4 separate regions of the Homo sapiens genome follow, and all the other regions are linked to region 3. A link is a contact called in ENCODE Hi-C or POLR2A ChIA-PET data. All regions are on one chromosome and are shown on one strand. The core of a region is the stretch at or near the end of the contact, and the rest is flanking DNA. Distances in the headings are between cores, read along the strand shown. Region 1 has its middle 80 kb from the start of ARMC3. Region 2 overlaps PIP4K2A (phosphatidylinositol-5-phosphate 4-kinase type 2 alpha). Region 3 holds the start of SPAG6 (sperm associated antigen 6). Region 4 overlaps PIP4K2A (phosphatidylinositol-5-phosphate 4-kinase type 2 alpha).

Region 1 (7,090 bases), core at 3,640-6,139, 500 kb after region 3:
TCTTTGTCTTCTCACAGAGGAGATTTGAACACATACATGTATGTTATCTCGTGTCATGCTTTCGGTTAAAAAATACTCTTCATGCTCTTAGAATTTTATTTTTTATTTTTTACTTTAGTTATAATGACTATGTTGACTTTGCTCTTTACACCCTCCAGTGATTTGGAAGTCACATATTGTCATAGGTCAGGATCCCCAAGAAACAACCGGAGATCTGCACGTGGAGGTTTGCTGGAAAGTGTACTCCAGCGGCAGCATTTATAAGGAGGTGAGGGATGTAGGATTGAGCTGAGAGAGAAGTTGCCTCAGCTAAACTTATATGGAGCTCTGAGATTGAGATGGCCCTTCCAGAATGTTCCAAACTGAGGTGTGGGGGTGGAGGGGGTCGAGGGGCAGCTAGGTATATAATATTTATATTCCTGCATTGGCCAGGCATGGATGTGGGCTGTGCTTGGAGAGGGATCATGTTTTAGGAGCAAGAAAGCTCCTCCAATTGCAGACAAGTCCTGGGGAGGGACTCAGCTGTGAGCCTTCAGCAGGCAGCACTCCCAGCAGCTGGAGGAATAAATGCCTCCCTTCTGAAGATGGGATCTGAGCTTATTATGTTTCCATTAACACTTAAAGTAGAAGTGTTAGTAGAGTCAAAAATACCCAGACTTCTTTTCTCTCATTTTATTGTCAATAATTACATTATATTTTAACGTAAAGGATCATTGACTTGCTCTTGGGTCAAATGAAAAATGTAACAGGGTTTTATTCCTTTACTTCCCAGTTTGGGTTAATATAATCTGGCATTTTAGACTGACATAGTTAACAACACCATGTGGTTGTGTAGAAGCATTATTTTCCTTGTCTTTAAGAATGATGTTTGTCATTAATGTTGCATTTTATAACCATTCCAACATCTATATAGAGTATAGAGTTATCTCTGTCTCTATTGTTGCGATTTAGAACAATCTCTCCCACCTCAACCCAATACAAAGAGCTGCACTCCTTTGCTTTGTGTGAGAGGTGTGAGGGAGAATCAAGTCATAAGACTTAAATATGAATTTTCTCCACTATCTTGATATGAATGAATAAATGAATGAATTAACGCATGCATGCATGAATGAACAAAAAATGAAAGCCCCAGAGCTGAGGAGAATCACACCTACTTTGCTGTTAGCCCATAAGCCAACATTCGCAAACTTGCATTGATACTGCAAAGCCCATATTTTAAAAATCTGACTGTGAAAAGTTGCATTTTGCACTGATTTTTTCCCTTTTTGGTCTCACAGGAAGGTGACTTAGAATTCTAGCTAACGATATTAAAAACCACTTTCCAGTTCTTCCAAGCAGTGAGGGACATGGCAGCAACAAGCAAGAAACCAGAATCACATTCACTTTGATCCATCCACCCACCACATTCACTAGATTGAATCCTTCCACCAACTTTGAATGCACCTTGATCCTTAGAAATGCATTGGAAATATGCCACAGCGTGATTCTCAGCACAGATCATGCAAGATTATGAGGCTAAAGCTATGAGATCAACTCCAGAAACCAAAGGTTGAAACCCAAAGTCTGCACCCCTGTCATTACCTCTTGCATGACATGACCTTTTTAACAAATCTCTGAATCTGTTGTCACATCCATTCTGTCATTCAGTCAAGTAAGGAGTGCTGGGAGGAGAGGACAGACTCTAGGTGGAGTCAAAAAAAAAAAAAAAAAAAAGAGTCAAAAGTATTATTCAGAACATACAAACTAGAGAGTTTGCATGCCACCTTCTGTTAATGAGGTATCTTTCACAAAACATGCTTTTGTTTTTTAGAGACAGAGTCTCCCTCAGTTGCTCAGTCTGGAGTACAGTGGCACAATCATAGCCTGCTGCAGCCTCCAACTCCTGTGCTCAAGCAAGCCTCCTGCCTCAGCCTCCCGAGTAGCTGGGACTATAGGCGAGCACCACCATGCCTGGCTAATTTTTAAAAAGAAACAGGGGTCTTGTTATGTTGCCCAGGCTAGTCTGGAACTCCTGGACTCAAGTGATCCTCCCATTTCGGCCTCCTAAAGTGTTGGGATTACAGATGTGAGCTACCTCGCCCACTGACAAAACATGTTTTATTGGAGAAGGCTAAAGCACACCTCCTCAGAACTGGGACTCCAGTGGGGTTTCAGACTGTTCATAGGTTAGTATGCCTATCAAGAGTAATTGATTTATTTTAATGTGGTTGTTTTAGCTACTTGACTGTGAATTGGAGGGAATTTGGATGGAGGTGTTGTGGACCTGAATCATACAATATGGTGGCATCATTGGTGAGGTTTTCAAAACACTGGCATGACCTGCTATGTCCAGGATCTATCATTGCAGGCTAATTTAGATACAGTTCAAAGCAAGGGATGATGCCCTGTATTCAGTAGAATAATACGTTAGGTCAAAATTTGGGCTTTTTTGAATCCTTATGCTAATGGTTGAAGGTGTCCAGGTTCTCGGCGTCTTGATCAAAGATTTGGACAAAAGGCACAAACAAAGCAAGAAGAGAATGAAATAACAAAAGCAGAGATTTATTGAAAACAAAAGTACGCTCCAGAGGGTGGGAGTGGGCCCGAGCATAGGGGCTCAATAGCCCCATTACAGAATTTTCTGGGGTTTAAATATCCTCTAGAGGTTTCCATTGGTTACTTGGTGTATGCCCTATGTAAATGGAGAGGATATTTCCTATCATAGCTGAAGTGTTTCCATTTGATTTAGTCCTAGGAAGTCAGTGTGAATTGGCCTTATGTTCCTGCCTCCAGACCCTATTCTCCTGCCTCACTTTTAGCCTATGAAGATTTAAATCCCTCAAGGTCCCACTATTTTTTTCTGGCAAATATATAAATAACGAGCCAGGCATGGTGGCTCACACCTGTAATCCCAGCACTTTGGGAGGACAAGGCAGGCTGATTACCTGAAGTCAGGAGTTTGAGACCAGCCTGGCCAACATGGTGAAACCCCGTCTGTACTAAAAATACAAAAATTAGCCACGTGTGGTAGCACATGCCTGTAATCCCAACTGCTCAGGAGGCTGAGGCAGGAGAACCACTTGAACCCGGGAGATGGAGGTTTCAGTGAGCCAAGATTGCACCACTGCACTCCAGCCTGGGTGACAGAGCAAGACTATGTCTCAAAAAATATATATATATTATATATATATTTATATAACTTTGCATCTTTAATTTTATTATGCTTTCTTTTCCAGTTGTTACATGTGAGCACTGTTCATATCTGTGAATGCTCATTTTATATTAAATGTTTAAAACTTAGTCTTTGATACCATATATTCTTTAATTAGATAAGACGTAAACACAGTTTTCATATATATACATTTTTTTCCTGAAGCCAATCTGTCCTATTAGTCAAGCAGCTCTTTTACTGAGTAGATGTCTACAGATAACATTACTTTAGAGCTGATGACGAGTATGATGCCCGTGCAGATATTTTTTGTTTGTCCTTAGAATGCCCTTTTGCTATTTCCATGGGAATGTGGTCATGCAATTAATTAGCCAATTTGAAAGTACTTCCTCTGACAAGCTAGCCACCTTTTTAGTAAGAGTGTAAATGAGCAATCCAAGGGACAGGTATTCAATTCACTAATTAATTTAAATGCAAAACCAAAGACTTCCAGGGATCATATTTCTTTCGTAAAGCAAATAGACATTTTATCATTAATAGTTACATTGTGGCCATTCATTTAATTGTAAATAGTGCCCAATATTAAGGGTAAATTCAAAAAACAACATTAGATATGAAATGCATTTGTATACTAGTGACTGAACATTTCCACCAATGGGTTTTCAGTGGCAATTTCCCCATGATATTATCAAAGAGATTTTGTTCTACAGTTTTAAGAGTGCTCTTGTATCTTTCTAAACCTCAAAAGAGAAAATATACGGTAGAATGCATCATGCATACTCATATCTTAGCCATATTGGTGGTTGACAAGAATGTCACTTGCCACTTAAGATGTCATCACACAGGAGGATAATGATTGCAACCTGTCCCCTCGCAAAGGAAGCATATCTGGGCTTGATAATATAGTCAAATAGATCCTATGTGATGGGAATTGAAGGCCACTGCAAAGCTCTCTGCCCCTAGAAGCGCCATTCCTACCGGCTTCCTATGGAACTGTCAGCCTCTCTATTTTGCCTTAAACACTTTTATGTGCATCATACTGTCCAATGAAACAGTAGTGACTGGTAAACTCTGCAAGTGGCATTGAATATATGGATCTGAAAGTCAGGATGGAGGTTCGAGTTGATGCTACCTATTCCAGATGAAAGACTTCCCAAGGAGGGTGGGCAAAGTGCAATGAGAAGATGTCAAGGTGGCGGCCTGAGGGATACTCATGTTCAGTGGCAAGAGGAAGAAGAGCCCGTGAAGGAAACGCACATAGATGGGCAGAGAGGGAGAGCACAGAGAGAGAAGAGGAGTGAATGGAACCACAAGAGGTAAGAAGCTGCTGGATCAGTGTTAGTGGTCCCAAGTGGGAAGTGGCTTGGGGTGGGGAGTGGAAGAAGGAGGAATAAGCTGGAATGTGTGGGTAGGCAGGGGACCTTAAGACCAATCCAAATGTTCTGCAAATGTTCTTAGGTCTGGGTCCGGGTCACCTTCACCAGAAGAACCTATTTCCCTTCCCAGGGGACAGACTCAGGAGGGTCTAGCCCACATACACAAACCAAGTTATATTTCAACTGGCAGAATCAGAGAAGCCTTCTCAGGAGGCATGGCCAGATGCCACGTTGCATGTGAGGTTAAATAGGAAATAACTCAGACTGCAAAGCCAAGTTTAGAATCAGAAAAACAACTAATCAGAGCAACAGCAGTGAGAACAATCTGTCCCGGAGCTGGAGCAGAGGCTGCCGGGCTCTGACAGTCACAGGCGCCGCCCTGCACAATGCAGCCATTATGACTGCCCGGCACCAACGTGGCTGAGCTCCAACCACAAGCCCTTTCATCCTGGAAGGTCTCTGTTAGGAAGCAGAGTCTGGTAAGTAGAGAGAAGTAGAAGTTTAAACGCAAATCAGTGAGTGAAAAAAAGGGAGAGAAATCAAAAGGTCCAAACTGAAAACCCAAATATTTCCTTAATTTCAAATTCTACAGTAAGTGGAGTAATATTATAAAATATTAGGGAACTCTGAAACAAAACTGCCATGCAAACAGAATATTTGCATATTTTGTCATCTAAGAGGGAGACGAGCATATCATAAATCATAAAAAATGATTTATGATATGCTACTTATACAGCAAAGAGTTTATTTTATTTTGAAATGGAGTCTCACTCTGTCGCCTAGACTGGAGTGTGTAGTGGTGTGATCTCAGCTGCAGCCTCCACCTCCCGGGTTCAAGTGATTCTCCTGCCTCATTCTCCCGAGCAGCTTGGATTACAGGCACCCGACACCATGCCTGGCTAATTTTTGTATTTTTAGTAGAGATGGGGGTTTCACCATGTTGGCCAGGATGGTCTCGAACTCCTAACCTCAGGTGATCCACCCGCCTCGGCCTCCCAAAGTGCTGGGATTACAGGTGTGAGCCACTGCACCTGGCCAAGAGTTGATTTTAAAGAATGGTATCCTCTCCTATGAACTAAGTTATAGGTTACATGATAAATTAATCAATATTTCTATAGAGATACACAAAGACATAATACTGATCATTTATTCATTTGTTCCTTTAACAAAAGTTGATTGATTGCCTACTTTGTGCTTGACATTTTGTCATGTGCTAGGCAGACAATAAGGAACCAGGCCCTTACAGGGTCCCTATGCTCACAGGGCAGCATTCCTTAGCAAGGGGAGAAAGACATCAGTCAAATAATCATACTAATAGTTGTAAAACTGAAGCCATATTGAAGGATATTTTATAGTAGGGAGACTTTCTAACTGCACCAGACCAATCTGGCTCAACTTTTACATAACAAAGTTGTGAGTTGTTTCTCTATTGCCAAGAGCCCCCGAGGTTGAAGCTTATGTAACCTGACCATGCCCAAGTGTGCAACCACAAGAACCTAAATGCTCAGCCTGAGGAGCAGAGACTGAATTAAGAAGCAGACACTGCACCAGGCACGGTGGCTTACATGTGTAATCCCAGCACTTTGGGAGGCTGAGGTGGGCGGATCATGAGATCAGGAGTTTGAGACCATCCTGGCCAATACAAAAATTAGCCAGGCATGGTGGTGCTCGCCTGTAGTCACAGCTACTCAGGAGGCTGAGGCAGAAGAATCGCTTGAACCCAGGAGGCGGAGGTTGCAGTGAGCCTAGATCGTGCCACTGCACTCCAGCCTGGGCAACAGAGCAAGACTCTATCTCAAAAAAAAAAAGCAGCAGCAGGCACCGCATGGCAGAATCCAGGATCCAACCAGATTGAGTGCGGTCATCACCTCATGGCAGGATCCAATCAGCTCATGCCTCCTGGCATCACCTCATTGTGAGATCCAATCAGATCACACCTCATTACCCTATGCTTATAAAACCTGCCTCAGCACCTAGCTCCAGGAGACAAACTTGAGCATTTCCTCCTGTCTCCTTGTGAGTTAAATGACAATAAAGCTTTTCTTTTCTCAAAAGCTGGTGCCATCATATTGGCCTCTGTGTGCATCAGGCAGCAAGCCCATTGATTGCGTGGCAACAATTTGACAATCAGAGCCACAAGAGAAGTCTTTGCTAGAAAACTGACATTTCCAAATAGAGGGAACAACACGAGACAGGTCCTGTGGCATGAAGAAGCATGACCTAAACGGCCACCAAGGGCATCTATCTCAGGAAATAGCAGGATAAAGAATTTTCTCTTTATTCTTAGAGCAATGGAAGCTGTTGAATAGTTTTAGCAGAAGAGCTGCGTTCTCAGAATTATGTTTCTAAAAGATCACTCTGGCTTCTGAGTGGAGGAGAAGGGTAAAGTATGGTTACAGGATGAGTAGTGTGGTGGTCTAAGCTGTGGCAGGAAGAAGCAACTGACATTATACAGGCTGGGACTGATGGTTGCCTGGGTTAGTGTGGAGATGGATTTGAGAGGTATTTAGGAGGTAAAATGAGCAGGACAAGGTGTTAGAATCAATAGTGGGTGAGAGAGACAGGG
Region 2 (7,456 bases), core at 2,953-5,452, 340 kb after region 3:
GGACTTTAAAAAAAAAATCTCTATTTTGTCACAATTGTCTTCTCAGTGTTACCCCTGCCAACCCCCCTTTCAACAACAGAAATGAGATACCAGGGACCAGAGCAGAGCCAGGAGGGTTCCACTTTCTCGGTGATCCCATTAGGTTCATACACCAGCAGATACGGCACCACACATGTGCGTGTCTTCATGTGGTCCCTGAATTCTTTTTAGCAGTGCATGATAAAGAGAACACACATACATACACACACACTCCAAATACAAGACTGAGAATGAACACCGGCATACTTTTCTTAGTGGCTATTTCCCAAACCTTTCTGCATTTCTTTCCTTTGTCGTTCTATGGGGAAAAGTCTGTTTTACTTCCTTGAAGACAGTAAAAAATAAATAAATAAATAAATAAAAATAAGCTGTTGAAAGAGCAACAGAATGTGAAGGCAACCCAGCTTTATGAAATGAGTTTGCTGTGATGAAAACTCTTCTCCAGCAGATTCCTATTTTTTTCCTAGCCAGCAGACTGGAGTGCTCAAATTCTAATGTCAGACAAATCTTGGTACTTAGATTCCGAAGGAAGCTTCCCATTCCGCCCTAGGTAATGTATCCTTTAGGAATAAAGACACCAGAACAAAATAATAAATGTACACAGTTTTGCAGTCTTATTTGTGGCAAAACCCAAAAAACTGGAAATAGGTTATGTCTATCAATAGGAAATGGTTGAATACATTAAGGTCTACTTATACCTAGAGTATTAGACAGCTATGAAAAAGAATGTGTTCCCTATGTATTGTCCTTGAAGGATCTGCCTTTTTAAAAATACAGCAGAATGAGCTATAAAGTGTAAGATAAATGAATAAAATAACATTTAAAAAATTCTCTAAAATCTTTGTGACTTGTGTTAGGCAATGGTTTCTTGGATGTGACACCAACGGCAGAAGCAACAAACTAGAGGAAGTGGACTATATCAAAATTTACACCTAATGCTGCAAACAATACTATCAAAGTGAAAAGAAAACTAATAAAATGAGAGAAAATATTTGCAAATCTGACAAGTGACTTTTACTCAAAATATATACAGAACTCTTACAATTCAATAAAAAGACAACCTAATTAAAAAATGGGCAAAATATCTGAATAGCTATTTCTCCAGAAGATACAAAAATGGCCAATAAGTATATGGATACCTCCTCAATATCATCAGTCCTTTGGAACATGTGAATCAAAACCACAATGAGATACTACTCTTTCATACCTACTAGGATGGCTATAAGAAGAAGGACAGACAATATCAAGTATTGGCATGGATGCAGTGAAATTAGAAACTTCATACATTGCTAGTAAGAATGTAAAATTATACAGTTGCTTTGGCCATTCCTCAGAAAATTAAACACAGAGGTACCATATAACCCAACAATTTCACTACTAGGTATGTACCCAGGAAAAATAAAAACATGGGTCCACACAAAAACTTCTACACAAATGTTCATAGCAGCATTATTCGTAATAGCCAAAACATGAACACAATCCAAAGGTCCATTAATGGGTGAAAGGATAAACAAAATGTGGTCTATCCACACAATAGAATATGCCTTGACCCCCATAAAAAGGAATTAAGTATTGTTACAAGGTACAATGTGGATGAACCTTGGAAACCTTATGCCAAATGAACAAAGCCAGTCACAAAAGCCCACATACAAATCTACAGAGACAGGAAGCAGATTAGTGGTTGCCTAGGGCTGGGGGTAGGGGTTGGGGGAAATAAGGTTTAGGTTTCTTTTAGAGAGGATGAAAATGTTCTAAGATTAGATTGAGAATGGTTATACAACCCCTATATTTAAATAGTATATAAAAATATATACATTTTAGTAAATATACTAAAAAGCAATGAATTGCATATTCTAAATGGTATTTGAATTGTACACTTTATATCATATGTGAATTATATCTCAATAAAGCTGTCTTTAAAAAGGATTCCTTTAAAAAAAAATACTCTAGCAAACCTAGAAACAAAAAATGAAGACCATGCACTACTTTTGAATTATGTGGATTTTTAAATCCACTTAAATGGGCTGCTGTGGTCATTAAAAATTATGTTTTTGAAATATGCTTGTTTACTACACGAATAAAGCAGAGTACAAAACTATAAATAAATTTTATAAAACAAGAATATATTTTTAAAGAAAAGGCTGGTATTAATCGTGATTATCTTTAGATGGCCGAATTATGAGTAATTTAAATATTGTGCTTTAGAATTTTCTATCCTTTTCTAAATCTTCTCCAATAAGCATGCATTGTTTTTATAATCATAAAAATAGCATTTAATGTCTTAGATGAGCCACACGTACCAGGAACTCAAGTGGCAGAAGGATTTAACTACATTCTTTACTAACATCCTGGATGAGAGGGTATTTTCCCTCTGTCATGAATGACAATAAAAAGGCTAGCATACATCCCTAGTCCTTTTCAGTTAAGTAACACTGCGTAAAAAACACCCCAAAACTTCATGGCTTAAAACCACTGCCATTTTATTGGCTCATAATGACATGGGTCAAGAACTCAAGGAGGCTCAACATTGTGTTCCTGCGACAGCTCAGCGAGGGCTGGTGATCCAAGGTGACCCTACACATGTATTGAGGTCTTGGTGATGTTGTTCAAAGAGTGAAGGACATGCCATCCCAAAATATGCCGGATTTTTATATTGATTAGTGTGAGCTGAAAACACTGAAAAAGTTGTAGATTCCAACTTGACCCCAACAAGCCAGGTGACCTGGGTCTTCCTGCATGTAGCAAGCCACAAAGATTCCTTTGGGAGGGGCCCCTCACCTATTCAGGCGAGAAAATAGCCCTTATCCCAGAGACTAGGGTTTGGAAGATGCAACTAACCTGAATAAGGAAATTTCTGGAAGTAGCCCTTATCTTCTACCTGTTTTATACTCCCCATGTATCCTCCCAGTGACTCCCCTAGAAATGTACTGCCCCAGATTTTTTCTTGTCATTTCTTCTCAAATGTATCGTTCTCAGCATAAAAGTGTCTTGCTTTGGCCAATTCCTTTGGATTTCACTCTTTTAAAGATTCCCAGGTGCAAGTAACACTAAGAAAATTTGTATTCCTTTCTCCTATTAATCTGCCTGATGTCAACCTGACTTCTAGATCCAGCTGAAGAGCCCACTAAGAGCTAAAGGGAGGTTGGAGGGGACCTCTGTCTCCCCTACACTGTCAGCTAGGCCTTCTGAGCCACCTGGCTTCTCAAGACCTGGCTTCTCAGCCAGACACAGTGGCTCATGCCTGTAATCCCATCACCTTGAGAGGCCCAGGCAGGAGGACTGTTTAAGTTTCAGAGTTTGAGACCAGCCTTGGCAACACAGTGAGACCTTGTCTCTTCAAAAAATTTTAAAAATTAGCCAGGTGTGGTGGCATGCACCTGTGGTCCCACATACTCAAGAGGCTGAGGTAGGAGGATGCCTTGAGCCTGGGGGGTAGAGGCTGCATTGAGCCATGATGGCGCCACTGTACTCTAGCCTGTGTGACAGAGCAAGACCCTATTTCTAAAAAAAAATAAAATAAATAAAATTAAATTAAAATTAAAAAATAAAACGCAGGAAAAGAGGTGAAAACTCCTAATTTCAGCTACCAGCAATATTTTACTGTAGCAGAAACTGACTAACTTTCCCTGCAAGGGTTAGACAGTAAATAATTCTAGGCTCTGCGGGCCACACAGTCTCTGTCACAATGACTCACCTCTGCTGTTTGAGCAGCTACAAACTGGCAAACAAATGAGTGTGGCTCTGTTCCAATCAAACTTATCTACAGACACTGAAATTTGAATTTCATAGAATTTTCACATTATGAAATACTTTTTTAGAAAACCATTTTTTTTTTTGTACATACGTAAAAACTATCCTTAGTTCGTGGCCACACAAAAACAAGCAGCGGGCCAGATCTGGCCCACAAGCCATAGTCTGCCAACTCCTGTGCTATAGTTAATTCAAGATATAAAAATGCTCAAAGAGGAGTACTCTGTTGCATACCTTATCCACAAATCCACACACCATCCCTGTGTAGAGAGCACACAACCCTTAGCTACTGAATTTTTCACTGTCCTCAAACTGTTCTACTTAAGAGCCAAAGTTACTTTTCATTAAACTTTTCTCAGTATTTCAACTACTGTTTCTTTTTAACCTAGCAACTATCAGGCCTACTCATTTCCTCTGCCAGGAGGCAATGGTAGCCCTCAAACCTCAAGTATGCACACCTTGCCTTTATTTTCTAGAAAAGGCCAGCAATCTAAAAATTAGGAAACCACCCTGTTCTGATCATGCTATTCCTAATATAGTGTTTTATTTTACTGATAAAACAAAGCATTGCTGACTTACAAATTATTGGACAGTAACAGTGTCCATGAACCTAAAAAAAAAGTGCCATCAACTTGACACTTGAGAGTTTAGCTAACAAAGTACACAAAGAACAAACCACATGGTTGGTGCTCCGTGGTGGGGGTGGCAGAAGCAGGAACCCGCTGACAAGCACATCACAGGCCCTCCAAAACCTCAGAGTATCTGTTCTTCCATTAAACCTGCCTCACTTGTGAATTCCTCCAGACTGAGCCAGTCTGAACTTGGCTCCTAGACTCTCTACTCAGGGAGGGAGAACTAGAACCTGAGGTTAGTCAGGTTCACACACCACATTAACCCTTGCTGGGAACACTTGGTAATTGCAACAGGATCTGAAGAGACACAGATGGTCCAGTCATCTTTACATATGCATCATTTGCGTCTGAAAATCCTGGCACTACCCATGACCTTGGGAATGAACAATGTGCGGTCATCTACCATGTCACCTGCTGTCTTCTTTACAACAAGACTGATCTTTCAGATCCTTCTTTATTTTTGCGTAGCTGAGGCCATTTCTGAAGCCAAAAAGAAAAGAAAAAGAAAAACAACAACAACAACAACAACAACAAAAACAGCTGACACGACAGTACAGTATAAATAAAAATGAAGAAACTTTATGTTGGATCAAGCTGATAAATTACTGTTCAACCAGCAGCCTCTCTAGCAAGGGCAGCTATCTGAGCTGAAGACACCTGGACTGCTCTCTGACTCAACTCTTATGAGTTCTGCTCATACCACCGAGTCAAGGCTTTAACAGTATTTGCATTTGCCGTTTTTCACTGTGATCTTAAGTCACAGTTTTTCACAGTGATCCTAAGTCTTCCATGCTGTGGTACAGACCCCAAGTTTTCGCAACTCAGAGGTGGGCCAAGTGCAAGGGGACCTGAGTCAGAGCCAGGTTTGATCCTGACCGCAGAGCTGACAGTGTGGACTTAGCCGAGTCACTTACTCTGATCTGTTTGCTCATCTGTCAAATGTGAATAATGACTTGTCCCCAGCCTTCTCCTCAGTGCTGGGTACAGGTCAGGTGAGATGACAAAGGTGAAACTGCTTTGTCAACTGTCGAAAACAAGTTATTTTCTTCTTCCATTAACTTTCCCCCTCAAGCAGCAACTGCTTTCTTCTGTTCCCTTCTGCAGGGTTTGATAAAGAAGTCTGTTGAGCACGTGTTTATCATGGTTTTTAATCACAGCTTCATCTTTCCAGACTGCAGCGTCCCTCCTGACTGTAATTTCTTCTCATGGTTTGGTACCTCTTTCAGTCGCCCCTCCCTTAGCCTTTCCCAGTCTCTCTTGTAGCTTTCCTACCAAGCAGTTCACACACACACACACACACACACACACACACACACACACAATTCAAAGTGTGTCAGATCTTGAAATATTTTCTTTATATCTCTCCTGGAATCGCCCAGCGCTTCCTTGCCCGGAACGTTCCTGGCTACAATAAGCACCACATCGGCCAAATACCCATTAGAAACTGAATGATTCCTATCTGAAATACTCACAAGAAGCCTGGAGCCCATTACTTTGTGTGTAGAATGTAGTCTTTTTCCCCCCCTTAAATGCATTACCTCACATCTGTCTGTATTACAATTTAGTATGCCAACTTCCCCACTCACAGTTTCAGGCCTGTGGCAAACCATCTTTCAGTTTATTTTCCCCACTGGCTTGCTGTTTTATGACTTAAAAATACTTGAGAGCAAAATGTAAATTTAGGCAATCTCAAAGACATTACTGATTGGGTCGTTTTAATTAAAAACCAGCATTAGTATCTGTGGTACTAACAGTTAATACTAGGTACGCTTTGTCTGAATCCCTTATTTTTTCTTTGATTGCCACTGCCTCTACTTCTTTTGCCAAAGAAAGTTGTTTAAAAAACTTTTAAGCTTATATTCCTTCTGCCAAAAGCTAACACACAATGTGTTTTATCATTATTCTTTGTAATGCGCTTGTTTCATTATACTGTTTCTTATACATATATGTTCATAATTTTTAAAAATATACCTATTGGCTTTCCTTGTCCTCTTAAAAATATTCCCTACCTCAAACAAAACATTCTATTAGTGAAACATAATTTGTCTATCAGAAAACCTGACACACCTTCCAATGTCCAGTATCAGCTCGAGCTCCCTGGCATCAAAACAATCCCTGGTCTATAGGATGCCACCCACTAAAAATCTTTCCAGTGTCTCAGGCATATGGCAAAGTGGCCATTTGTAAATTACCCTGGAGTTCCTTGAACACTTCTGTGAAAATGCACAGCCCATGACTGTTGCTTCCCAGCATGTCACCGCCCTGCCAAGTCATCTGAAGTTGTGCTTTGGTGGGTCCTTATAGCACTGCTTATGGACATCTTGTCCACAGCTGTCCGATACACAGCTGCTTCACTTTTGTGTTCCTGACCATTTCGGCAAGTGTCCAGCTAGTAAAACAGGGTGCTAGTAAGGGTTATTTTTACACCTGTGGAACCCGTGCAATAACAGAAACCGCATTACTGGTGACACTCTTGTCATTTAATTTCAACCACAGTAGATCTGCCATGTATATATTTTTTCAAGAAGTCTAATGTTTACATTTTCAATAGGACTTTGATTCTGAAAATGGTTCTGCTTGAATTGAGTATTTAAAGTTATGAGATAAGAAGTACAACTTATAATTACACAGCATAAGAGATTATATCCAGATAATTTTTAAAAGGAGTTTAAGAGTCCCAGTGTATACTCTTCAACTGATTTTATTAAACAATGTTTTGGACATTTAGCATCAAGTCATACTATTAATGAATCATAATACTAAAAAATTTCAGAAGAGAGGCGAATCATTAAGACAATTTTCCTTGTGAAATTTTGGTCATGACAGAATCAAAATCTCAGGGTTAAGAAAGTGAAAAGGGTTGGGCACAGTGGCTTGCACCTGTGATCCCAGCTCTTTGGGAGGCTGAGGCAGGAGGATCACTTGATGCCAGGAGTTCAAGACAGGCCTGATCAACAAAGTGACACCCATTTTCTATAAAAAACAAACAAACAAACAAAAACTTTAAAAATTCGCTGGGCATGGTGGCATGTGCC
Region 3 (6,545 bases), core at 971-3,470:
TAAAGTCAGCTGGTACTTTAAGAACAGTAATCTTCCTGTAATACTTTTTAAAATACCGAAGTATCCCTTTGAATTGTTTTCTTTTTCATTGCTTAACTGTTAGTTTAGAGGTGTGTATGTGATCATGGGACATTCATTTAACTTTAGAAAACAGAATAGTATTTTGTTTTAGAGTTAGTACATTGAAAAATGGGTCAGAAAATACAGATTGGTTTTCTTGTCAGTAAAAGTAATCTGCCATATTTTATGCTTGAATTACTAATAATTTCACTTATATGCATATTGTAATCACTCTGTGTTACATACATTTCTCCATTTAGTTTTTAAGATTTTTTTAAGAAGGAACCTAAAATAAAGAGCAAAGATCAAGCTTCTTTAATATGTCCAATTTCAGATATGAAGTAGGCATCCTATATTATGTTTTATCAGGAATAATACAATTTAACTAAAAGATATTGTTAATAACAGATACTCAGACTCTAAAGTAATTTACATAGCTTTTGAACGTATGTTTTCAAAGAACTTAGTAGCATCCCATACTGTGTTATGTTTATAGGTTTAGACCTCTCCCCCTCTATTGAGCTCTTAACACTTTTAAAATGGAAAACAAATAGTAAAGCAGTTGCTAAAAATGGCAGTTGGAGTAGCTTAAGAGTTTGAATTGTTTGTTTAAGGACTGAAACCAAATATAAAAACTTTTAAGGGGATTTTTTTTCATCATTCAACAAGGAACTGAAAATTACAAGGCTTATTTGCAATCTTAATTATTTACTCAATCTGTTTCCTCCCACGTCTCTAAATGGGAACGCATAACTTTAATTTTAAAGGACATATTCCCATAGGGAAATATAGATATCACTGTAAAACTTACGACTTTGAATTAAGTAAAAAGATTGTGGCCATCACTGGCTTTTGAGCTGCAGAAGCAGAAGACATGTACCTGCCCTTCGGGGGTATTAGGGACCCGACTAAACACACTTATTCTTCTCTCTGATTGCTGGACCATTCCCCAACTATTTGGAGCTCCACAAAGTATCAGGACTTCATCAAGAGCTCAGTGAAGGGTGAGATCTCAAAGATAAATATAGAGGACTCATTCCAAATATAGAACCAGTTAAGTTTGCATGCTCCCTTCTGTTGAAGAAATATCAAGGGGTTTCCTGTCTTGGCACTACTTAGCAGCAGCTGCGGCTATGTATCCACTTGACATCTGGTGAAATTGTAGTTTTTGATGGAGGAACATTTAAAGTTGACAACTGTCATTGAAACAACTGGTATATAGTTTTCAAAGACAAGCTAGAAACCAGTAATAGACTAAGTACTTCAATTTTGTTAAAAGAAACTGGGTAAAGGGTTCAAGTTATATAAGATAGGGAAGTCTGGTTTTCCAGGTAAAGGTTCTCTCTCTTTTTCTGTTGGAGATGTCATTCATCAACATAACGAAGCCTAAATTTAAAAGACTAAGACAAAATATTTACAAATCACATAAAAGTGAGGAAACAGCAAAATTAGTAGTCATTAGGAGAAAGCCAGGGAAGACAGGACATTCATCACATCCTTTCCTCATCTGCTTTCCTCACTGAGTCTCTGAGTGCTCATTAAATGCTTTCAATACAGTGTAATTAAGTGTGTGAACATGGTTGTCATGCTCCTCCAGGAATCTTGAAACCAGGAATGCCAGGTATATAACAGCGGGTTACAAAAGAAAACACGGATTCCTAAATCAGTGTTTTACTGTCAGTGCAGTGTTAAATGTCAATGCAACACTTAAGTTGCATTGACATTCATGTGTTGATCGGATTGTACAATGTGACGTGTGAGATTTCTCGGGACCGTCGAAGCTCAGACAACTCCAGGGCTGCAATTTACTCGTCTGGCTGCCCTCGAACCAGGCTCCCTTGGCGCGTGGGGCTCTCCCGGCGCTTGGTCCCGACCCGCGCCGCAGTCAGGATACCACGGCAATCTGGGGTCGCTTTGTAAGGAGCTCCGACCTCCGGGCAGTGCAGGGATACTCGACGGCGCGCGATGTCCCGGCGGCTCCGCGAGCCTGGCGCGCTGAGAGCCCCAGCAGTCCGAGTCCTCGAGCTCGGGCGTCTTCGCGCCGCCGCCCCGCTCAGTGCGCCCAGGCACCGCGGCCGTGACGTCACGCCCGGGACTGGCCGTTGCAGCAAGACGGCCGCGTTCCGGTTCCGGTAGGTTGCCCGGGAGACGCGGGTACACAGAGAAGCGGCTCCCGTCGGAGGCCGAGTCGTCGCCACGATCGCCCCCTTGGTGGACTCGCAGGCCGAGCGGCTTCCCCGCAGAGCTCGAGGAGGGCAGACGGCGGCGGGGGCGCCATGAGTCAGAGGCAGGTGCTGCAAGGTAGGGCCGAGGCGGGCAGGTGCCCTAACTAGCTGGCGCCGAGGAGACCCGGGTGCGGTGGGCTCCACCGACTCTCTCTCCCGCAGTGTTCGAGCAATACCAGAAGGCCAGGACCCAGTTCGTGCAGATGGTGGCGGAGCTGGCGACTAGACCCCAAAACATCGAGACGCTGCAGAACGCGGGTGAGCCCGGAGCCCGAACCCCCGTCGCCCCCCGCGCACTGAGTCCCCGACGCCTCCGCCCCGCTGCCCTGCCCGTGGAGCTCTTGGGGAGCCGCAGTGTGGGGACCGGAGTTCGCAAAAGCATCCATTCTTTTCAGCGGGTCTTTGGGGGTCAGGCCGAGAGGGTGAAGCTTCCAGATGGTTGTGGGAGGTGCGCGTTGTCCCTGTTTCCATCTTCATTGCACACAGGCAAGTGTCAGGTTGAAAGTCGAGGCCCTAGGAATTGCCTGGAGTCATTTTACGTGAATGGGACTCTACCCTAATGAGACCCATTTTATCCAAGTGCCATTTTGCATGCCACCCTGCCTTTGATCACCTTCGACTTCCTCACAGCAAAGCAATTCCAGTGGTTTAGACGTGATTTCTCGTCTTGCTTTAGTGAAAGGGGAATGATATGCTTGAATCTTTTCCAAGAAATTCCAAGTAGGTAGAGACCAGACTTTGCGAAATCCTTATGGCGCGTTCCTTCTACTCCTCAGTCCGGACTCTTGCAGATGTGAGAGGGGGAGAGAGGGGGAGAGGGAGGGAGAGAGATCTTCTTATCTCATAACATAAACTGATAAGAGAAAATGGTTCTTCTTCTTCTTCTTCTTCTTCTTCTTCTTCTTCTTCTTCTTCTTCTTCTTCTTCTTCTTCTTCTTTCTTCTTCTTCTTCCTCTTCTTCTTCTTCTTTTCTTCTTTCTTCTTTCTTCTTCTTTTTTTTTGGATGATTCTACCACCATCTGAACTGTAAGGTAGCATTTTATCACTACTGTGTCATGAGAAATCTTCAGTTTATAGGATGTGATCTTTAAAACTAACACATAATTTAAACAATTAACATGTTGACAGCAAGAATACTTAAGTGTAATGATTACTCTGGGTTTCTTTGAGGGGAATTACTACTGCACCTATGTGATACTTCGTTTTGTCACTAGGATTTTTGGCATTTATTCCTTGTGTGTTTTTATTGGGGGGCATGTATTTACAATAAAGTATATTTTATAATCTTCTAAACGCATTTTAGTTTGAAATAATTGTAGATTCACAACTGTAAGGGATAATACAGAGAGATCCCGTGTACCCTTTTCTCAGTTTCCCCAATGGTAACATTTTTCAAAACTGTAGTGCAATATCACAAGGAGGACATTGACATTGATAAAAATTCGTTGATCTTATATAGGTTTCCTCCTTTTAATTGTTCGTGTGTGTGTGTGTTTTGTCCTATAGAATTTTATTCCGTGCGTATCCACCACCAGCACAGTCAAGATACAGAACACTTTCATTGTCACAAGGATCCTCTCTCTTGCCCTTTTATAGCCACACACACCTCCTGCTATCCCTAACCCTGGACAACCACTAATCTCTTCTCCATTTCTAAAATTTTGTCATTTCAGAATTGATAATCCTTTGTTCTATAGTTGTTTTATATGGGTTGATTTTCTGTATTCTGTGTGTGTGTATGCACCCGTACTCCTCCAAGTACCCAGAACAATACTGGGCACACAGTATTTCATATACACAGACTAACACAGACTAAGGTATTAGAACATGTTACATTTTAGAAGTGTATTTAAAAGTAATTTTAAAGTGTAAACTTTTAAAGTTTTTTCTCTCAGTCCCTCTCAATGACCTTTGTGAATGGACATTTACTACTTAACAAAGATTTAGTTTCTGGACAATATGAATATAGCCAAACTAAAACTTTTAAAATGGGAAAATAATTGATATTATTTTCAAATTTTAATACTGAGATGTTAAAGTATACATAACTTTTAAGATACGGAGTATCATGTTTTAGTGAGTAGTGGCAGGTTAGCTCCTCCCATAAGAGTGCAATGTAGACTTCACAATGGAACTTAATCCAAATTGACTGTATAAGTGGCTTAGATATAAGATTCTACACTTATGGTCTGGCTTAGGAAAGATGAATACGAAAGGAATATAACTTTATGTTTTGAAATTCTCTGCACTTGACTAATATCTGGGTAGCATGCTAAAATGTTTCTTTTCCTGAGGGACTTATTTTTAACAAATTTCATGTTATCGAGATTCAATTCAAGCATTCCTTTAGCAATTTTAAATACAGACATAATGAATATTCAATGTATTTATTCTTTTGATTAAAAAAGAACCTGTAAACTTTGTTATGAAAACTTTTCTTTCTTTCTTTGAGACAGAGTCTTGCTCTGTTGCCAGGCTAGAGTGCAGTGGCATGATCTCGGCTCACTACAACCTCCGCCTCCCAGGTTCAAGCGATTCTCCTGCCTCAGCCTCCTGAGTAGCTGAGACTACAGGTGTGCGCCACCATGCCCAGCTAATTTTTGTACTTTTAGTAGAGACGGGGTTCCAGCATGTTGGCCAGGATGGTCTCGATCACTTGACCTTGTGATCCACCCGCCTTGGCCTCCCAAAGCACTGGGATTGCGCCCGGCCAGTTTTCTTTCTTAATAGTCAGTTTACTTAACCATTCAAATGATTTGTTCTTTTAAAAAATTACAATTTTAAAAAAGGGCTTTAGAATGAGCCTCAGTATGTGTAAATCAATTATACATTATGGTCAAACTTTTTTTCAGTCAAATGCCTTCATTTGGTAGCTTCAGATACCAATGCATATTACTCCTGACTTTGACATACTGTCTACATACCTGGAAGATTTTGTTTGTTTTCTCATTTTTCCCTCCAATATGCTAAGTAAATATATATCATGGATCCAAGATAATGTAAAAAATATTTTCCATATGGGTATCATGATCAAACCAGTAATTCCCTTGTTAAGAATTTTTGAATTTATTCTATGTGAAAGGAATATTAAAGGTGAAAATTGTCAATGGAGTTTTTATTTCATTTTAAGTCTCCAATCTTTTTTATTGTGTTTTTTATACACTAATAAGAGAATTTGCTTTATTAAATATGTCCAAAGTAATTGCCAAAGCAGACAAAGTATGTTGCAAGATCTTTTCTTCAGAGTTATTTGGAAAAGATTAAGTTTGATTTCCTTCTTTTTTGTTTTCGAGACAGGGTTTCACTCTGTCGCCCAGACTGGAGTGCAGTGGTGCTATCTCAGCTCAATGCAACCTCTGCCTCCCAGGCTCAAGTGATTCTCCTGCCTCAGCCTCCTGAGTAGCTGGGATTATAGGTGCGTACCACCACACCTGGCTAATTTTTGTTTTGTTTTGTTTTGTTTTTTTAATAGAGAAGGGTTTTCACCATGTTTAGCCAGGCTGGTCTCGAACTCCTGACCTCAAAGGATCCACCCGCCTCAGCCTCCCAAAGTGCTGGGATTAAAGGCCTGAGCCGCCACGCCTGGGTAGTAAGTTTGATTTCTAAACAAAATTATTACTAGAAAGAACGGTGTACAAAGCATCTATAACCTTGAGGTGTTTTTTTTTTTCCTCACTGAGGTTTTATTCCTCTAAATTAAAAGAACTCATATGAACAATTAAAAAGTTTAATGTCTGTTATAAAATTTCTTTATGTACTCTCAAATTCTATATGTTTGAACCATTACCTCTTGCAGCTATTTAAAAACAAATTTTGATACTTCCCGTCTGAATAATTAGTAACACATGACTGTAATAGTAGAGATAATACATTGTTACTTCTACCAATTGTAAAATTTCAGCAATTGGAGGTGTTTTGTTAGTTATAAAATATAAGAAACATGTTTTGTGGCTTACTGGAACACCAGGCCACTTTTAGTTCTGTTTAGGAGGTCTTTTGAAATACACTAATAGAAGCTCCAAGAAAATGACTTTTAAACTTAGCTATATAAAATACACTTTTCCTGAACCAGCTATTTATATAAGTGGGGTAAAGTTTAAAATATTACTCAAAATTTTACATATTACAACCTATAGTAGAACATAGCAAATCAGTAGTTATGCACATTTTCAGAAGAGTAGGAATAAATAAGTTTGCGTAACACTTTAAATGTGCACCTGTATGAAGCTAATTTTCAGATTGAGGCAACTTAATGGGTTC
Region 4 (6,415 bases), core at 1,635-4,134, 290 kb after region 3:
AATTTTGTTTTTGGTTTACATAACTCTCCTTGCTAAAAAAATCCAAAACAACAATTTTCTCTCTTATTTCCACATGATTTGTTGACAGCCCATCAAACAGAACAATTTACCAGAAACTTAATAATGCTTAAGGATTATTAAGCTTTAATATACAAACACTTTTAAATTCACTGCCTCTAAACATACACTATTGAAACCTTAAAAATGACAGGATGGCTATTAAAAGCATGCTTCATTTAATATTTTACTTTTATGTGGTTAAAGGTCCACCATACTTGCATTCTTTTCAAAAATGTGGAAGCCTAAAGCACTCACTAGACCTATGATTCTAAGACAACTGCAGTCATACCTCGAGTCATACTGCAATTGGCAGAGGATGCTAGAATGGAATGACAATTTTTATTTCGAGGAAAGCAATCTATGCTAACTATAAAATAAGTTGTCCTTTTAAAAGAAAACAAAGTTCTGTATTATAATTAAAAAAATCAAGAGTGACTTTAAAGTAATATATAAACAACACTGAAGATAAATTTAAAATACAAATAATGACATATACTAAAAGTAAAATTCCAGGTGGTTTACTATTTCCACTGAGGAGGTAGAGCTAACCCCATCAGAACTTTAGGAAATGTCATTTTCCTAACTTGTTGACTAAATTAGCTAAATCAGTTTCACTAGTTTTCTCTTACCCTTTTTAACACTCTAGAGGAAATATATTTCCTATTCCAACCAAAGACAACCCAGTCTTTGCTGTAGTTTTTGTTTTTATTAGCACATGTAGATACATGATACATGTGATAATAAAAGTGTTCAATTCTAAAGAAGGAGTGAGCAGGGGAGCCCTCCTTTCTATAAGATGTCTTCAAAACAGGATTAAGAAAAAAAGATATTTTACTTTCACTAGATGACAAAAGGAAGCGGTATTAGATGTTCTCCAAAAATGTCTTTGGTTGACTGGACTAGCTACAAGATGCTCTCTGTATTTCTCAAGAAGTTTCCATCTGACTCCAAAAGCACACCCAAGGCCAGGCGCAGTAGCTCATGCTTGTAATCCCAGCATGTTGGGAAGGCCAAGGAGGGAAGACGCTTAAGGTCAGGAGTTTTAACACCAGCCTGTGAAACACAGGGCGACTTCATGACTACAAAAAAAAAAAAAAAGCCAGGTATGGTGGCATGCACTTGTGGTCCCAGTTATTTGGAGGGCTGGGGTTTCATATCAAACAGCCTTTTTGTTTGATATGAAGCTGGTAATGATACAATGCCATTTCCTCCACCTAATTTCCATAATGATTTACACTGTCCCTGATGATCACCATAACAGTTTAATCATGTGGTTTATATTTTTTCCTCTAGCCCTATGTTTTAAAGATTGTTTCAAGTGCTCTGCTTTGTAGCTATTCAGAATATAAGTAGCTACTTAGATGTTAAAATACAGAATTACTAGATGACTGTTAAAAACATGACTAGATAGGAATCATCTTTCTTATACATGAAATGGGGATTTTTACAACGAAAACTGCTTTCCCTTGTAGATGTGAATCCACCAAGTCAGCAGGTTCTAGAACTGCTGTATTTATCTGCCTTACAGCAGTGACCCAACCGTTCTGTTTTTAGACATTAGCAAATATATGATTATCAGCAAAACTTCAGAATGAGCCACAAAGGGTAACAAACTCAAAAACTTGAGCAACAGCAGAATTCATATTCTGTTAAGTTTTGGTTTCAAAATCCCCAACAGTCCTCTAAAGCTGGGACAGGATATGCAAATTGCAGGGATGACTCACCATCTATCAATTACTACAACATACTTGGGTTCTGGGTCCTCTCACCTTCCATCATCATCCACCCAATTAAGCCAGCAGACTCAGGCAAGGTTTGACACATCAATTCTCTTATTCTTCTTACAAGACTAAATACTAATGGACAGGAACATGGCAACAGGGACAAGAGAGTAGGTAGGAACTAAAATGACAGCTTCTCGCGATCAGGAGCCAAGTCATGCACCCTGCCCAGAAAGCAGCACAACAGGCCACACACGGTATACTAACACACCACAGGATACGACGTTCAGTTTTACTTTGTATTGATGGTCAATACAGAGTTTCTTTGCTTTAGCAATAATCCCTCTTCCAAATATTTTTTAATAACCTTTTTGTAAATAGTGATAATAACAGACTGTAACTGTCATGGGCTCAATGTTTTTGTCTCCCCCAAATTCCTACAATGCAACCCTAACCTCGAGTGTGACTTTGTTTGGAGATGGGGCCCTTAGGAGGTATTTAAGGCTAAATGAGTTCATCAGGGTGGGCCCTGATCTGATGGAATTAATGTCCTTTTAAGTACAGACACCAAAGAGCTCAATGCCCCCATCCCCAGCCCAGGCCCACCATGTGAGGACAGGGGCAGAAGGTGGTCATCTGCAGGCCAGAAAGAGACCCCTCACCAGAAACCGAACCCTGTCAGAACCCTGATCTTGAACTTTCCAGCTTCCAGAACTGGGAGATAATAAGTATCTGTTATTTAAGCCGTCCAACTGATGGCATTTTGGTGGTGGGTCTAAGCAGACTAATACAGTAGCCATAGAATAAGAATCTATGATTTCACGTTCTATGGAAGAAGAGGAAACTCTTCCTTACAGTACAATTTCAACTATGTAGAAGGAATAATGAAAATTAAAAAATCAGCAATTTGCAAATACCACAGTAATAACTGTTACACATTAAGAATCAGCAATAAATGTTCAATTTTTTTGAGCAAAAGTATGCTGAGAAACAGGATATTTACACAATCTCTAAGTATCTCCCACAACATACTTAAGAACAAAGGGAAACAACAGTGACTTAACAGTGGAGAGAGCTGACACTGACATCACCGTAACCAACTGACCAGAGTCAACAGCTTCAGTGATGAGATCAGTGGACATCACGCGCCTTCTGATACGTGCGCTGAGATGGACACAACACTAACGCTCTGGTATTCTCGTGAAAACTGCATAATGAATGTAATCATTAGGAAGCAAGCTCTCGGTGAGAGCCATTCTACAAAATAACCAGTCTTCATGAAAAGTGTAAAGGTCATGATAGACAAAGACAGGAAATAGTCCAGATTAAAGGAGACTAAGAGACATGACAACCAAATGCATCAGGTGATCCTGGACAAGAAAGAAAACAAAAGTGGAATGAGTGCGGAAATGTAAATAAGAGCTTTCTATTATTACGCAGTCATCTTGTATCAGTGTTAGTTTCCTCATATTCATAACTGTACTATTTGTTATATAAGATGTTAGCATCTGGGTGAAGGCCATATGGGAGTTCTTTGTATTATTTTTGCTACATTTTTATGTCTGAAATTGTTTCAAAATGAAAATAAAAACAAACATTAAAATGGTATTTTTAGTATAGTATGTACAACATTGTTTTTCTCCCTAATAATCTGCACCATCCTTACTAAAGTTGACAAGTTGGTGTTAGCTGGATTTGTCATTTTTATGCCACAAAATGCACCTTACATACAATTAATTGGAGTATTTCTCTCACACCCCACTGGGATAAGCAATGTCATCTGCTCTATTCCATGTGCAAGAAGCATGACCTCCGGTGTAGGCCACCAGGCACACTCATATCCCTGGCACCTAGCTCAGTGCCCCTTCATTGTTATTTTTTAATTTTACTCCATGACCTGCTGAACCAGCTAAGAATCTCTAGAGCTTATTTTGAAATAAAAATTATGGGGAAAAAAGGTAGGGGGAAATAGGACATAATATATTCTTGACTCTCTTACATTATCAAATTTGATGGATAATTTCCAATCAAAAGAAAAAAATATCTTACTTGTAGGAAGCGGTTGAGTTTCATATTTTGTTTTATATTCTTTGGTTTTCTATTTGTATGGCCCCTTTTCATCCTCAACATTCATCATTTCAAAAAATGGCCCATAACAATACATCACTAAGGCTAACTTTTATTTAAGGCTTAGTATACATCGGGTATCTGCTAACCACCCCAATAGCCTCCCATGTAACCACCTTAACCCTGTGAAATGGGCACAACTATTACACAGCCCCCCTCTTTACAGTAGGAAAGCAGAGGCTGAGTTAAGTGATGGCTCAAGGTCACAGAGACCTTTGCATGGCGCAGGGGATTCAGATCTGGGCAACACAGCTCCAGAACCTGGGCTCTTGGCCATGGCTCTCAACTGCCTCTTGTTTTATAAACACATAAATAAATGAAAGGGACATAATTTTTTAAAAGAAAAAGAAAAACCTGCTCAACTACTTAAAGTAGCCGGAGGGAAAGCTGCTTACGAGGTAGATGGGAGCTAGATTAAACAAACACACAGCCTTTCTGTAGAACACACTCACTTTCTGTAAGTCTATGCGATCCTCTGCTCTTTTTATTTTACCCACTTACCCACAGTAAAAATACCTTCATGGAAAAAAATCCCAACTTTGTCCCAGCTACCAGTAAGGAGAGGGAAAAAATATAATTATCTTCATCATTCAGGATAGGCTGGAACTTTGGGGTGCTCCTTGGAGCCAGGAGCAAAGGGTACAGGCAGGGGAGGGGACCTTGGGGCAAGAAACCCAGGTCAAAGGGATCCGAGACATGGCAGGCGCTGAGTCCTTCTCACCCGGACCGTCATTCCTTCTCGCCACACCCAGAGCTGTCTGCAATATGTTCCAAAAATGCTTCACACAACTGGTCACCAAGGAAACAATAAATGCTAAACACTCGCATGTAGTTTTGTTTTCTCGGATCTTTGCCCCAGTATGGAGGCAACTGGGCATAAGCAAGCGGGAGGCCAAGCAAGCGAATTCACAGGTAGAAAAGTGAGTGTCGGCTTCTCAAGGCATCTCAGATGCAGTGCTAGGAGCGTGGAGCTGCTGTGAGGAAAAACGGAGTCCACAACAGTGCCTGGCTCAGGCACTTCACTGTCATTGTCATCACTGTCCCCAGAGGGCTGCCCCAGAGTAGACGCTTAATAGATCTTTGCTGACTTTTATTGAAAACAAAATGTAGTTAAATCAAAATATGATTATGGGACTTAGAGTCACTATGAACATGAACTCAACATAGAACCTGCAGCTGATATTTCACAGAGCAGCTGAGAGGCAATGCCACCCTGAGCACCTGTGAAAACTGTGTCCACAAATCACAGAAGAGACCAAAGAGCCCAGCCAAAGAGGACGGGACAGAACAGAAGTGGCCTTGCCTGTTTCATTACTGCTGGCCAATCTAAAACTATCATGCATCACACCTTTTGCTATAGGAAACTGTAATGTCTTGCTCTGGTGTATCACCTTCCTTTCCTATGGTACTTCTTGTTTATTTTCAAGTTTGTTTCCTTTAGCGGTTACAGATTTGGGGGAACATTTAGACACTTGCTGACAAGGCTGTTCCAACAACTTTAGAACGCTGTATCCGTTTTGGCCGAGTTCTTTGCAGCAATATTATACCATATTCTGCATATGTTACTGTTAACCTGTTTGGCATTTACTCGCTTGTTTCTTATAATAGGATCTTTTATAAGTCCAAATTTAGAAAACCAATTAAGAGGTTATTATTCACATTAGAAATGGAGACTGCCTTAAAGAAGGATGCACTTATGTATTCCTGTCCAAGGTCCAATTCTTCTCTCTTTCTCTCTCTCCCTCTCCATAGCAGAGGTGTAAAGTGTTTTAGGAAGCATACATTTTTTTTAATCTATAGAGAAACCATTTAGGAGGGAGCATACACAACTATGACATAAAGCATAAATCATCTCTAATGTCACCAAATACTTACTGACCTTTACTAGGCTGTAAAATGTCTCCCCTGTCAAGTTTCATCTTAAGTAACCACTAACCTTAGTGGCTTGTGTCCCCAAAGAAAATTTCCAATTTCTATAAAACCTGGGTCTTAGGAGATAATGACTGCACTTTAACTGGGATTTCAAAGATGTAATCTACATCTTTTAGAGATCTATATAGTAACAGAAGACTACGATGGGGTGGAGAGAGTCATAGGTGAGCAACAGAAACAGTGAGGTGAGTATGAGAAGTGCAGCACATTTGGGGGAGGGAGGGAGGCAGAGGTGAAGCACGACAGATTTGGGGGGCAGTGACACTATTCTGTATCATACTATTAATATAATGGTGGGTATGTATCATTATACACTTGCCAAAACCCACAGAATGTACAACACAGAGAGAACCCTAATGTCAACTGTGAACTGTGGTTGACAATGAAATGTTATGGCAGGTTCATCGAATGTAACAACCGTCCTGCTCTGGTGCCAACTGGGATGTCAGTGGTGGGGAGGCTGAATGTGTGTGTCTGGAAGGGCTTTGTGGGAGCTCTCTGCACAGTTCTCTCAATTTGTTGTGAACCTAAAACTTCTGTAAAAAAATAATGTCCATTTTAAATAAAAAGAAAAG

The links. A loop is a pair of places that touch in the nucleus more often than their neighbours do. ChIA-PET counts read pairs that join two places held with the same protein, here RNA polymerase II (POLR2A). Pooled maps may share reads with other maps.
Region 1: a loop to region 3 is called in a map of ascending aorta, with 2.3 times the contacts of the local background. The contact joins the enhancer-like site here to the promoter of SPAG6 in region 3. A Hi-C loop is called at or near these places in 1 of 168 maps with a recorded cell type or tissue (ascending aorta) and 7 of 50 pooled maps. POLR2A ChIA-PET finds 5 or more read pairs at or near these places in 1 of 52 experiments (BJ).
Region 2: a pooled map shows a loop between it and region 3 (2.4-fold over the local background). The contact joins the enhancer-like site here to the promoter of SPAG6 in region 3. A Hi-C loop is called at or near these places in 1 of 37 single-sample maps with no recorded cell type and 7 of 50 pooled maps. POLR2A ChIA-PET finds 5 or more read pairs at or near these places in 4 of 52 experiments (HepG2, MCF 10A, activated CD4-positive, alpha-beta T cell and 1 more).
Region 4: a pooled map shows a loop between it and region 3 (1.9-fold over the local background). The contact joins the enhancer-like site here to the promoter of SPAG6 in region 3. A Hi-C loop is called at or near these places in 8 of 50 pooled maps. POLR2A ChIA-PET finds 5 or more read pairs at or near these places in 5 of 52 experiments (MCF 10A, PC-3, activated CD4-positive, alpha-beta T cell and 2 more).

Annotation. Positions count from the first base shown.
Region 1 is chr10:22,844,747-22,851,836 of GRCh38, forward strand. No RefSeq gene overlaps it. Among named protein-coding and RNA genes, the nearest start is that of ARMC3, 80 kb to the right of the region's middle. Within about 2 kb of position 4,890, at least 21 of the 41 ENCODE cell types and tissues checked have a DNase peak (open chromatin) inside an H3K27ac peak, as active enhancers do; they include ascending aorta, where a contact is called at or near this core.
Region 2 is chr10:22,678,134-22,685,589 of GRCh38, forward strand. The region is part of intron 1 of PIP4K2A (phosphatidylinositol-5-phosphate 4-kinase type 2 alpha); the gene reads right to left. Among named protein-coding and RNA genes, the nearest start is that of PIP4K2A, 33 kb to the right of the region's middle. RefSeq lists enhancers at 4,231-4,350, 5,091-5,310, 5,851-5,920. Within about 2 kb of position 4,203, at least 19 of the 41 ENCODE cell types and tissues checked have a DNase peak (open chromatin) inside an H3K27ac peak, as active enhancers do.
Region 3 is chr10:22,343,276-22,349,820 of GRCh38, forward strand. SPAG6 (sperm associated antigen 6) reads left to right here and starts at 2,221. Exons shown (of 11, transcript NM_012443.4): 1 at 2,221-2,361; 2 at 2,448-2,543. The coding sequence starts at 2,337. RefSeq lists enhancers at 2,070-2,289, 2,250-3,066.
Region 4 is chr10:22,629,032-22,635,446 of GRCh38, forward strand. The region is part of intron 1 of PIP4K2A (phosphatidylinositol-5-phosphate 4-kinase type 2 alpha); the gene reads right to left. Among named protein-coding and RNA genes, the nearest start is that of PIP4K2A, 82 kb to the right of the region's middle. Within about 2 kb of position 2,885, at least 6 of the 41 ENCODE cell types and tissues checked have a DNase peak (open chromatin) inside an H3K27ac peak, as active enhancers do; they include endothelial cell of umbilical vein, where a contact is called at or near this core.